Linked DNA regions of Homo sapiens: region 2 is linked to region 1. Evidence: read pairs that join two places in POLR2A ChIA-PET (ENCODE). Cell type or tissue: CD4-positive, alpha-beta T cell. All regions are shown on one strand. Links, peaks and the distances in the headings refer to the core of each region. The heading gives the core; the rest is flanking DNA.

Evidence for each region. ChIA-PET counts read pairs that join two places held together with the same protein. Peaks named below come from ENCODE experiments on the same cell type or tissue, not always from the same donor. Only the 100,000 strongest peaks of a DNase experiment are listed, where the experiment ranks them.
Region 2: POLR2A ChIA-PET joins it to region 1 with 9 read pairs; 4 of 35 experiments call an interaction of 5 or more read pairs at or near these places.

Annotation. Positions count from the first base shown.
Region 1 is chr5:55,144,861-55,149,860 of GRCh38, forward strand. CDC20B (cell division cycle 20B) reads right to left here. Exons shown (of 12, transcript NM_001170402.1): 3 at 1,768-1,996. Among named protein-coding and RNA genes, the nearest start is that of GPX8, 13 kb to the right of the region's middle. In CD4-positive, alpha-beta T cell, for the core only: a CTCF peak has its summit at 1,901 (motif pointing left); a DNase peak (open chromatin) is centred at 1,891.
Region 2 is chr5:55,093,449-55,101,548 of GRCh38, forward strand. It overlaps the pseudogene GZMAP1. Among named protein-coding and RNA genes, the nearest start is that of GZMA, 5.1 kb to the right of the region's middle. In CD4-positive, alpha-beta T cell, for the core only: no CTCF peak of the experiment used is centred there; DNase peaks (open chromatin) are centred at 2,923 and 3,613; H3K27ac peaks cover 2,209 bases.

The DNA.
Region 1 (5,000 bases), core at 1-5,000:
TCCCTTTGGAATGGGAGGATCTTCAGTATCTGCTCTTCTAAAACAAAAAGAAAGAAACCCCACTAGCAAAGCACTGAGAAACCAGTAGATCTGATTAATCCCTAGTATTAACTTCAGTAGAAAATAAAATGGTCTTTCTTGTAAAATCCTTTTTGTTAATATCTGATTTCTGAATTTCTCACACAATGTCATACTTTTTTAAAAAATCAATAAATTAATTAAGAACCTAGAAAGTAAAAGGGAGCCCCTAATTTTAGCCAGAAATTCTTCCAAAAACAATCAGCATCAAAACTGTCCCTCAATTGCAATGAGATACAAAAGATTTCTTTCAGAAGATAGTCATAACAATGTTTTTCACAACCCTTTATCTCCTACTGCTTCCCTCCTCGGTTATTAAATACTTTCAGTATTAAAGCCTGTCGTTACATGGGAATTTCATTGATTTGAAAAAAATCTGGGCTCCCTTTCAATCTGCAGAACTGCAATGCATCATCATGTCTGATGTCATTGAAAAGAGTTGGCACTTCTATTAACATTTGTCTTAATAAATACGCTGATAGTCAAAAGAATTATGTTGCCTAGGATTCTCAAAAGAAAGAATGGGAATTACATCAGCTGATGATAGGTGGCAAATTTTGCTTCTGAAGGATGGGAATGAAAATGTCTGTGCCCAAATGAGAATTACATATTTCAGAAAGAGAGTTTGTGTTTCGGGGCTCTGGCAGGTTGATCATGGATCCTGCCCATCACACTGGTGGTTTGGAGCCCACTCCCCCATCTCTGCCCCAACATAGGCATCAGACTGTCTCTCACTCTCCTTTCCTTCCCTCTTCTTCTTCCCTACTACTCTTGGAGGTTCTTCTTTCTTCTTTCTTCCTCCTCCTCCTCCTCTGTCTCCTCCTCTCTTCTCTCTTTCTCTTTGTCTCTCTCCCCCCATCCATCCCCTCATCCCTCTCTCTTGCTTCCTTCCTCTTACTTTCTCTTCCTCTCATTCTCTCCTGCTTCTGTCTTTTTCTTCCATTTCACATCTGATTATTCCATTACTAACGCATAATTTTTTCTGACTCTGTATACCAGTAACCTTACCAGTCATTAAAATTCTATACTTTGCAAAACAAAAGCACATATATATGTGTGTATGTGTACATATACATATATACATATACATTCATACAATCTTTACAAAAGTAATCATCTAACCAATGCAAGTCTCAAAAACATATTAAAATTAAGCTAAATTTTGCCTGAGGATGTAGGATGAGTCCCTACATCTCAAACTGCAACCTAACTTGGGATGTAAACTAACTGAAAGCCTAACTTAGCTGAGTCTCCGCCAATCACAGAAGCTGAGCTTCAGTCAATCACAGGCGGCCAACTAATCAGACCACGTGCAAATAAGGCGAACTGAGCTGTAGCCAATCAGGCCGGCTCCTACGCACTTCCAATTCCTATCCATAAATGCTGCCCGCCCCCACATGGAGTGGCTCTCTGGTTGCCCATTGGCCAACGGTTCTTTGCACAATTAACTTTGTAAAATTTAATTTGTCTAAAGTTTTGTTTTTGTTTTTGTTTTTAAACACATACAGTACCTTTCCTTTGTTTTTGTGTCATTTCTCCCCACCTTGGAAATTTCTTATTCAAAGGGAGAAAAAGAGAAAAGAGTTGACTCAAAGTGACACTCCTTAGTTCTACAAGACAAAGATTCTCTCAGGAATATATCTTTTATTCACGTTGCAAAACGGGGCTGTGGCGTTTGGGGCACCTCACCTAGAGTCAAGGTCTCTTTCTCAGGCGGTGTCTTCAGCACTGATCCGGAAGCTTCTGGGAGGTAGGTGGTTGACTGCTCTTCCCCAAAGGAATCAGAGGACAGAGCCCTAGTTTGACTTTGCTGCCACCTTGTGGTAATGGGGCTACTCGCAACAGGAACCTCTGCGGACAGCCTCTTCGCAAAGTTGCTCTTAAAGTCAGAATACGTAGCATTAACTGAATCGAGTACCTGTTTAACAACAAAAACAGCTGTAAGTCCACTGGCCTCAGTGATGCAAAAGTAAAAATTCCCTATAAGAGAATTACAAATGACTCATCTAGTACAACACCAATAAAATATATATAATGAGATTTTTTTAATTTTTGTAACCTAGATATTATTTTATATATTTGTATATATTTTTGTATATAGTTATACGTAAAATGTTATATTTTATAGTTACATATTATATAAACATAAATATGTTATGTTTTATATATTTATATATTATATAAACATAAATATGTTGTTTTATATATTTATATATTATATAAACATAAATATGTTGTTTTATATATTTATATATTATATAAACATAAATATGTTATGTTTTATATATTTATATATTATATAAACATAAATATGTTATGTTTTATATATTTATATATTATATAAACATAAATATGTTATGTTTTATATATTTATATATTATATAAACATAAGTATGTTGTTTTATATATTTATATATTATATAAACATAAGTATGTTATGTTTTATATATTTATATTTATATATAAAATATGTTATATTTTATATATTTTTATATTGATATTTATATACAAAAGTTATATTTTATGTTTATATTTATAAAACATGTTATTTTATATGTATTTATATATAAAAATGTTACGTATTTTTATATATTTATGTGTAAACTGTTACATTTTTATATGTATTTATGTGTAAAATGTTATTTTTTTATGTTTATATGTGAAATATATTATTTTATATGTAAAATAGATATATATTTCTTCTATCTAAAAAACACCAAAATGCCACTACTTACTTAGAGCCTCTGCTCAAGGGTCTGTAGGTATACCAATGTAGTTTAGGGAGTAATTACATTTATAAATATTACCATTACATATCAGTGTAAAATATGACATATGATATAACACTATGTACTGAACATGCAAGATGTTTGTATGAAATGATAAAATTTCAAATCTGGATATAAACAGCAATTTTCTAGTCCAAACCCTTCATTTCACAGATGGGGAAGCTGAGGCCTAGAGAAAGTAAGTGATTTGCTCAACATCTGTCCATCTTCTCTAAGAAACACCAGGAGTTTGATATTTATAGAGCCTGTAGTAGTGAACCATCCCATGTAGCCATGTGAAATTAAAATGCAAGTGACAAACTGGAATTATCTTTTAATAAAATGACAGACAATTTAGATTAAAATCCTAGTCATAAAGAGCTCTTATAGAAATTGACAAGTTTACCAACTCAACAGAAAAACTGGGCCATAGGACATTAAAAAGACAATTCATAAAAGAGATATATAAATGCCCAAAAGATATTTAATCTCACTAGCAATCAAAGAAATGCAAATTTAAAACAGCAATGAGATGTTAGCAATAATTTTTTTGTGACAATCCCTGGTGTTGAAGGTGCCAAAAACAAACACTGGCATACACTGCTGTGGAGGTTAAATTAGTATCTGGAAAGGACTTTTGGACAATGTGCGTCAAAAGCCTTCATATATGTGCATAACTTCTACTGACCCAGCAATATCACCTCTAAGAATTTAAAAAAGAAATCAGCCGGCCGTGGCGGCTCATGCTTGAAATCGTAGCTCTTTGTGAGGCTGAGGCAGGCAGATTGCTTGAGCCCAGGTGTTCGGGACCAGCCTGGGCAACAAGACAAAACCCTGTCTCTACAAAAAATACAAGAATGAGTTGAGCGTGGTGGTGTGTACTTGTAGTCCTAGCTACTTGATGGGGCTGAGGCAGGAGGATTGCTTGCTGCAGTGAGCCGCATTGGCGCTGCTGCACTCCAGCCTGGGCGACAAAGTGAGACCCTGTCTCAAAATAAAAACAAAAAAAGAAAAAAGAAATCTAAGATATGAGCCAAGATGGAGAAAACATCCAGCATTTATTGAGTAGTTACTATGTATGAAACCATATGTACAGGGTTTTACACGTTTGTATTTAATCCTAAGAAACATCTGTGAAGCAGATCTTATTTACGCCCATTTTATCAGTGAAGAAACTGAGGCTTAGAGGTCAAGTGAATTGTCCAAGACTACACAGTAAGTGGCGATGCCACACCTGAGGCTCACCTGTCTGACCCCAGAGTCCAGGCTCTCAACTGAGAACATGAGGGTGTGTACTGCATTTTACATGTTTGTAAGTACAAAAAGATGTGAGACAGAGACTAAGTGTTTACCAGTGGAGAACTGACTAGGCAAACTAACAGGACATCTCTAAGAGGGACTGCTCTGCTGCCATCAGAAATGACATACATTAGGGAAATGTAAACTAAACCACACCAAAGCACCACTTCACACCCACGAGGATGGCTAGAATTTTTTTAATGGAAACTAATAAGCATTGGTAAGGATGCGAAGAAACTGGAATCTTTGTACATTGCAAGTGTACAGAATGTGAAAGGATGCAGTCATTGTGGAAGATTAGTTTGGTGATACCTCAAAAAGATAAACCTAGAATTACCACATGACCAAGCAAGTCCACTCATAGGTATATGTACTCAAACTCAAATTCATGTGCACATATGTTCATAGTAGCACTAATCACAATAAGAAGGTGCAGACAACCCAAACACTCATCAACAGATGAATGCATAAACAAATCATGGGACGTATCTACATATGCAAGTGATCTACATATCACTCCCAAGAGGAATGAGTTGCTGATACATGTCATAATCTGCATAAGCCTTGAAAGCATTATGCTAAGTGAAAGAAGCCAGACAGGAAAGGTCACATATTGTGTGATTCCATCTATATGAAATAGTCAGCACAGGAAAATCCATAGGCGGAGAACACAGATTGGTCATTGTCAGGGATTAGGGGAGGAGGAAATGGGGAGCAACTGCTTAATGGGTATGGAGTTTTCTTTTGAGGTGATGAAAACATTTTGGAACAAGAGAGAAGTGGTGGTTCCAGAACATTGGAAATACACTAAAGACCACTGAATTGGTGACTTAAAAGGTTATTTTTGGCCAGGTG
Region 2 (8,100 bases), core at 1,456-6,455, 50 kb before region 1:
TCAGTCTCTTAATAAACCTTAATTATCTAGGAGACAGAAAGAATGGAAAGACTCAAACATGATGCCAGAGAGGACTTGTTTTTTTCTCACTTTATTAGAATCACCTGGTCTGACACTGATGTTCCATGAGAGTGTTTATGAGTAGCCAGAAAATTTGAATGCTTAGCTGTTAGTGCCAGCCTGCCAGAAATCAGGACTTGCTCCCAGACAAATAAATCTCCAGCTCTGATCTAATGGTATTTTGTCCATCAGTTACAGAGATAACTAAGAAGAGGGCTCTATCTTGAGTACATGGGGAAGCTTCCTGGAGAAGGACAGAGTCAGCCAGGAGGAAGGGAGGGAGGGTCCTTACCAGCAGGAAGAAGAGTATGTACTGGAGGTGTCTTTCTGGACAATGCATTTGGAGGAATTGGGGAGAAAAGGGAGTTAACACAAGATTTGAGAAAGAGGGGTAGGCAGGACACAGACCACAAAGCCAGGCCTTGCAAACCTTGGTAAGAAGCTTGAGCTTTATGGGGAAGGAAATGGTAAAGTGTTTTGAGTAGGGTTGCAACATTATCACCCTTGTTGTTAAATGATCATTCTGGCTGCCATGCTGAAAGTGGAGTAGGGCAAAACAGGTCTGGAAGAAAGAGTGTAAACAGTTCACACTAGCCCTAAAGGGCTGATGATGATGGTCACCAGCAGGAGTTAGGAGGAAGCCTGACATTCTGGCATGGTAGCTCATGCCTATAATCCCAGCACTTTGGGAGGACAAGGCAGGAGGATCACTTAAGCCTACGAGCTCAGATCAGCCTGAGCAACATAGTGAGACTCCCATCTCTACAAAAAAATTTAAAAATTAGCCAGGCATGGTGGTGCATGCCTTTAGTCCCAGCTTCTCATGAGGCTGAGGTAGGACGATTGCTGGAGCCCAGGAGTTGGAGGCTGCAGTGAGCTGTGATGGTTCCACTGTACTGCATCCTGGATGAGCTGTGATCACACCATAACTCTTCAGCCTAGATGACAGAGTGAGGCCCTAATTCAAAAAAAGAAAAAAGAGAGACAGAGAGAAAGCCCAGGGGTTGGCCCACTCCCATCATTGGGAATAAAGAAAGGCCTTTAGGGTTCTGTGCACTTCTGGCAAAACCTCCATACTCCTTGCCCCCCACCACTTACAGCCTGATTCCAACAGGGCATCCTAGGCCCTGAAGGACACTCCCTTCCCTGCCCCTCAGAGGGCACTCCTTGGCCCACTCCCCTGCTACATTTTCCTCCATGGCATCTAACACACCCTGATATACTTTAGATGGTGTATGTCTGCCTGCCTCCCTCACTGGAACCTAAGCTCCACATAAGAGATACTTTTGTCTACTTACTTCTATGACCTCCAATACCTAGAACAACAGTATGTGATACATAATTAGGCCCTCGATAAATATTTCTTGAATAATTTTGAATAAGAGATGGAATTAAGCCAGACAGTGGCAAATGTAATCAAAAGCAGAGAAGGGATTCTAGACTCTGGTTTCAAGCAAGTGGTAGAAGTCAGGTCTCCTTCAGGACCTGAAAATCTTACCTTTAGAAAGGAATGAGGTGGGTACAGGAGGTGAGGGGCCCATGCTGTTAGAGCTGGGAAACTCCTTCCCACCTATGACACTATGGCCAATAGTGTGATGCTGCGAGGGAATCCACAAAGAAGGTGTCAAGACTTGACCAGGGATAGTTAACTCTCCAGGGCTAAAACCTAATTGTGCGGCCATGGTAGTCCTATGCAGTTGACCATAAGAGAGCTTGAATGGGGACTGCTCCTTACAAACATGTGCTTCCCAGACTCTGATACACTCATTAAGCCCCAAAGTCCCTTTTGAAGTCTCCCTCCTCCTTGTCCTCAGATAGCAAGCATGCAGGCTGTGAGGAAGCATGAGTGGGTGAGAAGTCGGAAAGTTGCACATGCACATTTCAAGTCCTGTTCTATAGAAAGGCTCTCATCTGTGGCCATTTCACCTCACAATGTTAGCAAGGTGGGGGGCAGGAGCTTCAGTAATCAGAAGGAGCACCGAGGAAGTGGGGACACTCTAATGTCAGGAAGCATCGCCTGAAAGCAATGCAATCATAGGAATGTGACCATTGCTGTGGTGCCGTTGTGTTTTTAGCAGTTCCACAATACCAGAAGCCCCTGCAATTTCAAACTCAGCTTAAGGCAAGAAAAAATAAAAGAACTAGAATCACCTCCCTCTACCCTCTACTCAACCTGAATCATACTCCATACTCTCCCTGCCTTGACTTTGTGGAAAAATAGAAATCAAGGTGGCGAGCAAAGAAGAGGACTTAGGGAATGAAAGAAAAGGCAAAGTATAGGTGAGCAACCGAAAGCAGGTGAAACCTGCAGGCTGGTTTGCTCATGCTCAAAAGTAGGGAAGACACATTTCTACCAAAATGGAAAATGAGGACACTGGTCCCTTTCCCACCCTGCCCCACTGCACCAGGATCCCGAGTTTTCTTCCACTGGTCACAGTACCAGTCAGTTCACGAATCTAAGACTGCCTGAATAAAAACGTTTGGATTCTCAGCACAGGTTTTCAACCACAGAACTGTCAGCCACCACCATATAATTTTATCACTGACAGGTCAACTGAACTGAAGCTTACTTAGACTAGCCTAGCAAAGCACTTCTGAAAAAAGTGTCCTGTAACTTTTTAAAAATCAATTACCGATTGTCAATACAGGTTGGCACATGTCTTAAGCCATGTCCCTCATAAGACTACAGAAGCAAGTATATATTTCAATCAGGGCTATTTTGTTGTTTTTGTTACTGTCATACCTGCCCAAAACTCCATTTCCTGTCTGTTTTCTAGCTGGAAGTTAAAGCAACCATGAGCAAAGCTGTAGGAAACTTCATCTACCAAAAACAGGACAGGATGTAAAACTTCACACCGAGTGTCATGTGGCAGGATGGGGAAGCACAAAAAGAGACTCATGCAAAGTTTTGAAAACACCTTGAGAGAAGTGAACAAACATCACTATGATGGACCAAAAAACATGCAATGATGCAGAGCACTATAATTTCAAGCTGGTTGTTGAAAACTGCATGATCTGTGCTAGTGGTAGAAAAGGCGAAGATGCGGGGAGGCTTCCAAGATGGCCAAATAGGAACAGCTCCAGGCTGCAGCTCCCAGCGAGATCAATGAGGAAGACAAGTGATTTCTGCATTTCCAACTCAGGTACCTTGTTCATCTCATTGGGACTGGTTGGACAGGGTGGGCAGCCCAGGAAGGGTCAGACGAAGCAGGGCAGGGTATCGCCTCACTGGGGAAGTGCAAGGGGTCAGGGGATTTCCCTTTCCTAGCCAAAGGAAGCCATGACAGTCTGTACCTGGAGGAATGGTACACTCCTGCCCAAATACTGCACTTTTCCCATGGCCTTCGCAACCAGTAGACCAGAAAATTCCCTCCCATACCTGGCTCGGTGGGTCCCACACCCACGGAGCCTTGCTCACTGCTAGAGCAGCAGTCTGAGATCAATCTTCAATGCTACAGCTTGGCAGGGTGAGGGATGTCTGCCATTGCTGAGGCTGGAGTAGGTGGTTTTGTGCTCACAGTGTAAACAAAGAGGCCAGGAAACTCGAACTGGGTGGAGCCCACTGTAGCTCAGCAAGGCCTACTACCTCTCTAGATTCCACTTCTGTGGGCAGGGCATATCAGAACAAAAGGCAGCAGACAGCTTCAGCAGACCTAAATGTCCCTGTCTGACAGCTCTAAAGAGAGCAGTAGTTCTCTCAGCATGACGTTCGAGCTCTGAGAACGGACAGACTGCTTCCTCAAGTGGGTCCCTGACACCCATGTAGCCTGACTGGGAGACACTTCCCAGTAGGGGCTGACAAACACCTCATACAGGCAGGGGGCCCCTCTAGGATGAAGCTTCCAGAGGAAGGATCAGGCAGCAATATTTGCTGTTCTGCAGCCTCCACTAGTGATACCCAGGCAAACAGGGTCTGGAGTGGACCTCCAGCAAACTCCAACAGACCTGCAGCTGAGGGCCCAACAGTTAGAACGAAAACTAACAAACAGAAGAAATAGCATCAACATCAACAAAAAGCACATCCATACCAAAACCCCATCTGTAGGCCACCAACATCAAAGGCCAAAGGTAAATAAAACCACAAAGATGGGGAGAAACCAGAGAGCCTCTTCTCCTCCAAAGGATCGCAGTTCCTCACCAGCAACAGAGTAAAACTGGACAGAGAGTGAGTTTGACAAGTTGACAGAAGTAGGCATGAGAAGGTCAGTAATAGCAAACTTCTCTGGGCTAAAGAAGCATGTTCTAACCCATTGCAAGGAAGCTAAAAACCTTGAAAAAAGATTAGACGAATGGCTAACTAGAATAAATAGTGTAGAGAAGATCTTAAATGACCTGAAGGAGCTGAAAACCATACCACGAGAACTTCGTGACACGTGCACAAGCTTCAATAGCCAATTCCATCAAGTGGAAGAAAGGATGTCAGTGATTGAAGATCAAATTAATGAAATCAAGCAAGAAGACAAGATTAGAGAAAAAAGAGTGAAAAGAAATGAATAAAGCCTCCAAGAAATATGGGACTATGTGAAAAGACCATTTTGATTTGTGTTCCTGAAAGTGATGGGGAGAATGGATCCAAGTTAGGAAACCTTCAGGATATTATCCAGGAGAATTTCTCCAACCTAGCAAGGTAGGCCAACATTCAAATTCAGGAAATACAGAAAACACCACAAAGATACTCCTTGAGAAGAGCAAACCCAAGATACATAATTGTCAGATTCACCAAGGTTGAAATGAAGGGAAAAATGTTAAGGGCAGCCAGATAGAAAGGTCAGGTTACCCACAAAGGGAAGCCCATCAGACTAACAGCAGATCTCTCAGCAGAAAGTCTACAAGCCAGAAGAGAGTGGGGGCCAATATTCAACATTCTTAAAGAAAAGAATTTTCAACCCAGAATTTCATATCCAGCCAAACTAAGCTTCACAAGTGAAGGAGAAATAAAATCCTTTACAGAAAAGCAAATACTGAGAAATTTCATCATCACCAGGCCTGTCTTACAAGAGCTCCTGAAGGAAGTACTAAACATGGAAAGGAACAACTGGTACCAGCCACTGCAAAACCATGCCAAATTGTAAAGACCATCAATGCTAGGAAGAAACTGCATCAACTAACGAGCAAAATAACCAGCTAGCATCATAATGACAGGACCAAATTCACACATAACAATATTAATCTTAAGTGTAAATGGGCTAAATGCCCCAATTAAAAGACACAGACTGGCAAATGGGATAAAGAGTCAAGACCAATCAGTGTGCTGTATTCAGGAGACCAATCTCCATGCAAAGACACACATAGGCTCAAAATAAAGGGATGGAGGAAGATCTACCAAGCAAATGGAAAGCAAAAAAAGCAAGGGTTGCAATCCTAGTCTCTGATAAAACAGACTTTAAACCAACAAAGACCAAAAAAGACAAGGCCATTACATAATGGTAAAGGGATCAATGCAACAAGGAGAGCTAACAATCCTAAATATATATGCACACAATTCAGGAGGACCCAGATTCATAAAGCAAGTCCTTGAAGACCTACAAAGAGATTTAGACTCCCACACAATAATAATGGAAGACTTTAACACCCCACTATCAATATTAGACAGATCAACGAGACAGAAGGTTAACAAGGATATCCAGGACTTGAACTCAGTTCTGCACCAAGCAGATCTAATAGACATCTACAAAACTCTCCATCACAAATCAATAGAATATACATTCTTCTCAGCAACACATCGCACTTAATCTAAAATTGACCACATAATTTGAAGTAAAGCACTCCTCAGCAAATATAAAAGAACAGAAATCACAACAAACTGTCTCTCAGACCACAGTGCAACCAAATTAGAACTCAGGATTAAGAAACTCACTGAAAACCACACAACTACATGGAAACTGAACAACCTGCTCCTGAATGACTACTGGGTAAATAACAAAATGAAGTCAGAAATAAAGATGTTCTCTGAAACCAATGAGAACAAAGACACAACATACCAGAATCTCTGGGACACATTTAAAGGAGTGTGTAGAGAGAAATGTATAGCACTAAATGCCCACAAGAGAAAGCAGAAAAGATCTAAAATCAACACCCTAACATCACAATGCTAAAAACTAGAGAAGCAAGAGCAAACAAATTCAAAAGCTAGCAGAAGGCAAGAAATAATTAAGATCAGAGCAGAACTGAAGGAGCTAGAGACACAAAAAACCCTTCAAAACATCAATGAATCCAGGAGGTGGTTTTTTGAAAAGATCAACAAAAATGACAGACTACTAGCAAGACTAATAAAGAAAAAAAGAGAAGAATCAAATAAATGCAATAAAAAATGAAAAAGGGGATATCACCACCGATCCCACAGAAATACAAACTACCATCAGAGAATACTATAAACACCTCTATGCAAATAAACTAGAAAATCTAGAAGAAATGGATAAACTCCTGGACACATCCACCCTCCCAAGACTAAACCAGGAAGAAGTTGAATCTCTGAATAGATCAATAACAGGTTCTGAAATTGAGGTAATAATTAATAGCCTACCGACCAAAAAAAGTCCAGAACCAGATGGATTCACAGCCAAATTCTACCATATGTATAAAGAGGAGCTGGTATCATTCCCTCTGAAACTATTCCAATCACTAGAAAAAGAGGGAATCCTCCCTAGCTCATTTTATGAGGCCAGCATCATCCTGATACCAAAGCCTGGCAGAGACACAACAAAAAAAGAGAATTTTAGACCAATATCCCTGATGAACATCGATGCGAAAATCCTCAATACAATACTGGCAAACCAAATCGAGCAGTACATCAAAAAGCTTATTCGCCATGATCAAGTTGGCTTCATCCCTGGGATGCAAGGCTGGTTCAACATATGCAAATCAATAAACATAATCCATCACATAAACAGAACCAACAACAAAAACCACATGATTATCTCAATACATGCAGAAAGGGCCTTCAACAAAATTCAACAACCTTCATGCCAAAAACTCTCAATAAACTAGGTATTGATGGGACGTATCTCAAAATAATAAGAGCTATTTATGACAAACCCACAGCCAATATCATACTGAATGGACAGAAACTGGAAGCATTCCCTTTGAAAACTGGCACAAGACAAGGATGCCCTCTTTCACCACTCTTATTCAACATAGTGTTGGAAGTTCTGGCTACAGCAATCAGGCAAGAAACAGAAATAAAGTGTATTCAACTAGGAAAACAGGGAGTCAAATTGTCTCTGTTTGCAGATGACATGATTGTATATCTAGAAAACCCCATCATCTCAGCCCAAAATCTCCTTAAGCTGATGAGCAACTTCAGCAAAGTCTCAGGATACAAAATCAATGTGCAAAAATCACAAGCATTCCTATACACCAATAACAGACAAACAGAGAGCCAAATCATGAGTGAACTCCCATTCACAATTGCTTCAAAGAGAATAAAATACCTAGGAATCCAACTTACAAGGGATGTGAAGGACCTCTTCAATGAGAGCTACAAACCACTGCTCAACGAAATAAAAGAAGACACAAACAAATGGAAAAACATTCCATGCTCATGGATAGGAAGAATCAATATCATGACAATGGCCATACTGCCCAAAGTTATTTATGGATTCAATGCCATCCCCATCAAGCTTCCAATGACTTTCTTCACAGAATTGGAAAAAACTACTTTAAAGTTCATATGGAACCAAACAAGAGCCCACATTGCCAAGACAATCCTAAGCCAAAAGAACAAAGCTGGAAGCATCATGCTACCTGACTTCAAACTATACTACAAGGCTACAGTAACCAAAACAGCATGGTACTGGTAATGGCTGCACAACTATGCAAATATACTAAAATCCATTGACTCATACACTCTAAATGGGTGACCTTTATGGTGTGTGAATTATGTCTCATAAAGTTGTTAGAAGTCAACATAAATGGAAGAGCAACCATTCACATAAAAATAAACAAAATTGTCAATGTTTTAAGAATTTTTCAGTAGGTGTAGTTAATTACAATTTGACTTTTTTAAGTCTGCACTAAAATTACTCACCAAAACCAATAGCA